2 separate regions of the Homo sapiens genome follow, and region 2 is linked to region 1. Evidence: read pairs that join two places in POLR2A ChIA-PET (ENCODE). Cell type or tissue: GM12878. All regions are shown on one strand.

What was found. ChIA-PET counts read pairs that join two places held together with the same protein. Peaks named below come from ENCODE experiments on the same cell type or tissue, not always from the same donor. Only the 100,000 strongest peaks of a DNase experiment are listed, where the experiment ranks them.
Region 2: POLR2A ChIA-PET joins it to region 1 with 15 read pairs; 3 of 35 experiments call an interaction of 5 or more read pairs at or near these places.

The regions. Positions count from the first base shown.
Region 1 is chr18:23,827,489-23,829,988 of GRCh38, reverse strand. All of the region lies in intron 23 of LAMA3 (laminin subunit alpha 3), which reads right to left. Among named protein-coding and RNA genes, the nearest start is that of LAMA3, 140 kb to the right of the region's middle. In GM12878, no CTCF peak of the experiment used is centred here; a DNase peak (open chromatin) is centred at 1,338.
Region 2 is chr18:23,633,719-23,636,218 of GRCh38, reverse strand. It overlaps ANKRD29 (ankyrin repeat domain 29), which reads left to right. Exons shown (of 10, transcript NM_173505.4): 5 at 2,070-2,168. Among named protein-coding and RNA genes, the nearest start is that of ANKRD29, 28 kb to the left of the region's middle. In GM12878, no CTCF peak of the experiment used is centred here; no DNase peak of the experiment used is centred here.

The DNA.
Region 1 (2,500 bases):
CAGATCGAGGCACATTTTTTGAAGACAAGGATGTTCAAATTTAAAAAGAAGCTAAAAATTGCTTCCAATCTGCCTCCTGGGTTATGGATTTATAAGAAGCTGTGTGAAGGTCAAATACTGCATGTTCTCACTTATAAATGGTAGCTAAGCAATGGGTACATATGGACATACAGAGTGTAATAACAGACACTGGAGACTATGAAAAGTGGAGGGATGGGAGGGGGTGTTGAAAAAGTACCTATTAGGTACAATGTTCACTATTTGGGTGATGGGTACACTAGAAGCCCAGACTTCACCACTATGTTATATATGCATATAAGAAACTTGTACTTGTACCCCTAAATATATAAAACTAAATAAATTTTTAAAAGAAGCTATGGAATTTGGGAACCAAAAATCAAATATGTGGCCTCATGACCAAGAACTGAGCTATGCCATTCATGGGGTCAATGTCTGAATCTCCTATCTTCAGTGTCATAACAATAGAGAAGGCACACTGTAATGCCTGCTCCTGGGCTAAGGATCCAGTGGACAGCTAAGACAATGCAAAATTAGCAGGCTGAAACAGATGCGAAAGAAGGAGAGGATAAAAACCTCTCATTCAAAATAAGCCAATATGCCTGTAAACAAAATTCAAAACACATAAATTGAATATTAAGAAAGACAGGTAACAAAATAATCAGAGATGAGTTCACTTCAGATGAGGTGAATTTTATGGAATAGTCTGAGAAAGACTTTAAATATACTGGCCCATGATCTGAAATCCCCAAACTCTGAAAAGGAAATAGGTTTTGTAACTGTTTTGGTGGCAAACCTAACCTAACCAATAATCATTTGCTGGCAAAGTCTGAACTAAACTGATATAAGTCTATGTATATAGTCAGTTAGTGTCTCCCTAGGTGTGCCTATTCATGCTTTTCACTGGAGAAATATTAACCTGTTTGATTATAGGGTATTATCCCAGACCTCACTGGAGATGTTATCTTTTTTCAAATCTTAAAAATTTTGAATTCTGAAATACACCTGGCTCCAAGGCCTTTAGGATACTAAAAAAGCTAAATGAAGAAGTAACTTCCACTTAAAAGTACATGAAGTTTTGAAACAAAAACTGGCAGAAAAGACAAGAAAAAATAAATATGATAAAGAGCCAATTGAAAAGTTTTAAAAGTATAAATTAAACTGAATCAATAAGCTGGATAATTTCTAGACCAGAGATAGTGAAATAAAATATTTCCGTATTGTAAAAGAGCCTTGAGGTCCTGCTGACTAGCTCTGTGCTATAGCTCTGGGTTAAATCAGAGGTTAGAACCTCCTAGATGAGTCATCAGCATCACTTCCTGGTGGTTGCCCCTTCTCAACGGTACCTCTTGTTGTCTAGGGAACACACACACACAAATACACACACACATACATATACCTGTATATGTACGTGTATGTGCATTTTATGTATATATGTATGTATGTACACCTATATACATGTATGTGTGTATGTGTGTATACACACATAGCATGTGTAGGGAGGGATACAGCAAACTTAGTATTAGAATGAAGTAGAGGGAAGATCATTTAGGTTTTTTATGCATATCTATATTGTTTTACTTGTTACAAGTAAATATTATTTCGTAGCATGAAAATTCAAATAAAATGAAGACTTTACTTAAGAAATATACTTAAAAACCTTTAACTGCTACCTTCAAAATGTTAGAAATGTAGTTTACAAAAATGTACACATCTAAAAGTTCAGTTACAATTAACTCCACATATATTTTCATCCCACAAATTTAATCCCCCAAATGAATATTTTCCTCAAAAGGACAAAACAGAGAATGTTACAGAGAGCAAAGAATAAAAATATAGTGGAGGAAGTCTTTCAGTGTCTTCATTTTGAAGTGTTGTGTATTCTTATTGTTATGGTTGATATCCTATAGCTCTAACTCGAATCTGAAATCAGTATGATCTTAAATTTGGTTCTGAAGTTCGAAGAACTCCTGGAAGAAAAGTAATACCAAGACCTGTAGTAACCTGTCCTCCAAGCCATGAGGTAGGTGCCAGGGGATGTAGAAGTTCCGGATTCTGAGCTCAAGGAATTCAGCTGCTACAAATTGCTTAGCCTAAGGGGTTGAACAGTCAGTGAGTGTGGTATCCTTTTAGGGTAAGCTGTGTCATTTCTGGACGCTTACTAGATTGAGTCTCATCTGTCTTTTAAGAGAAATCTTGCCCTGAATCATGTAGAACAGGATGCCCCCTTCTAAGTCCAGATAACCAAAAAGAAAGGATTCTATAGATGCCCACATCCCCTGCCATGTCTAGAAAGTGCTCAAAGAACAACCTGAACATGGCTCCATGTAGCGTACCATCCAGCCCCACCCTAAATCAGATAGTTCAGCAAATGTTGATAAACACCTCTGAGAAATTCTTCCAGGTTCCCCTGAATTTGAGAAGCAACTGTGGCCAAGTATTTTTAGCAGATACAGATGGGGAGGTAGTAATAACTTTGATA
Region 2 (2,500 bases), 190 kb after region 1:
GCTGCAGTGAGCCATGATTGCACAACTGCAGCCAGCCTGGGCGACAGAGCAGGACCCTGACATACATACATACATACATACAAAAATAACAGCAGTTCCTCCATAAGAATCTTCATATTTTATCTTTTCTGTTACTTTATTAGGCAGGAAAATTTATTACTTTATTAGCTAGGAAAATTGACAGGATAAAGCTTAGAAATGGTGCTTATTCCTGCTGTTACGCAATTCTGTGATGCCTCCTCACCACTGCCGTCTACCACCAGCTTCAGCCTTCAGCCTCCCTCCTCTCCATTCCCCACACTTCAAAGCCCATCTCAAGCACCCTCCCCCACCACAGAGCCTGCCTCTGGGGAAGCACTACCCAGCCACACGCAGCCCCATAGGATGTTACCTGCCTACGAATTCGAGACCTCTTATAGCAGTGTTTCTCCACATGAGGCCCACCTGCCACCTGCCTACACAATCAACCCACATGACTGGTCAAAAGGCATATTTCTGGATCTCACCCCAGACCTACTGAAGGCAGGGCTGAGGGTGGGGATCTATGAGTAGGCATTTTGAATAAACACCTTATGCCCAAATTTAGAAACTACAGTATCTTATATTTATGATTCATGTTTTAGAACCAGGTTATGTGTTTTTGAATTACTTACAATTAGCTCAGATGTCCAGTTCAGAGAGCCAAACAACTCAACAACGCTAGATGGGAAAAAAGAATGCCTTAGCTGTAGCACCTGAGGAAAACAATTAAGGATTTTAGTTGACCACAAACTCAATGAGTCAGCAGTGTGATGTGGTTGGTAGAAAAGCTCTAATTTAGGCTGCAGAGATAAAAGTAGAGTAGATGGAACACAGGAATATCCCATTCCACATCAGAGCATGTGTGCTTTACAGTGCCCTGCTTAGTTGGGTTTTTTTTTTTTTTTTTACTTTTTTTATTTGTTTGTTTTGACACAGTGTCTCGCTCTGTCACCCATGCTGGGGTGCAGTGGTGTGATCTTGGCTCACTGCAGCCTCCACTTCCTGGGCTCAATTGATCTTCCGACCCCAGCCTCCCAAGTTGCTGGGACTACAGGCGCACACCACCACACCCTGGCTAATTTTTGTTGCTCAGGCTTCTGCTTAGTTTTTAGGGCCACACTTTTAAAGAGCCCTGGACAAATTGGCACATGTTAAAAGGAAAATACTAAGTAGGATAGTGAGAGACACACAGAATGTGCCATAGCTATCCGCTCTTTTAATGGCAGCAGATCTTGTCCCATGAGGGCAATGGCCCCAGAGGGTTACCCCATACAAACACCTTAATCTCAGTGGCTTACCACTGGGTTACATCACAGGGAGAAGACGGCGTTTCCCCAGGAAGTCTCTGGCTAGAAGCCCTGGGAGGCTTTTCTGATGATTCCAAGAACTGACAAGACTTTCTCTTCTGTGTTTCTCATATTGAGAAGCAAATAGATGATGCTGCATTTGGCATAGGAATTTTCTAAATTAATTCACAATAAATAACTTGGTCAAAAAACTGTAATACATCTCTAGCAAGCCGCCCACATATACAACATAATCACGTCCTTAGGATGAACTCTGCCATAATTATAAAGAAAAAGTAAAAGGGATAAAAGAGGGAAAGTAGGCTGGACATGGTAGCTCACACCTGTAATCCCAGCACTTTGAGATGTCGCGGTGGGCAGATCACTTGAGGTCAGGAGTTCAAGACCAGCATGACCAACATAGTGAAACCCCATCTCTTCTAAAAATACAAAAATTAACTGGGCATGGTGGTGCACGCCTGTAGTCCCAGATACTTGGGAGGCTGAGGCAAGAGAATCGCTTGAACCCAGGAGGCGGAGATTGCAGTGAGCCAAGATCGCACCACTGCACTCCAGCCTGGGTGACAGAGCAAGACTCCATCTCAAAAAAAAAAAAAAAAAAAAAAAAAAAAACAGGGAAAGTGAGTTTGTTATTATCTTTGGGAAAACTCTCTTCCTAAATTCTATGTATGTGAGGAACATCTGCTGGTGAATTATGTGCCTGCGCCACCTCTAATGTGTTTATACTTTGCATGTCCATAGGACGGGGGCACCGCCCTGTTGGCTGCCAGTCAGTACGGGCACATGCAGGTGGTGGAGACCTTGCTGAAGCACGGAGCAAACATCCATGACCAACTTTATGTGAGTGCATTTCAGGGGGACATTAGGACATTTCTCATCACATACAAAATTGCAGTCTAAATTCAGATGCCAGAAATGCCAACTTCAAAAATACTTTAATGGACAGTAGGACTTGGGTCTGAGTCAAGAGAAAAATATATAGCGGACCAGATGGGCTTTTTTTATATAGAAACCACATATCTGGCCGGGCGCGGTGGTTCACGCCTCTAATCCCAGCACTTTGGGAGGCCGAGGTGGGTGGATCACAAGGTCAGGAGTTCGAGACCAGCCTGGCCAACATGGTGAAACCCCGGCTCTACTAAAAATACAAAACTTAGCCGGGGATGGTAGCG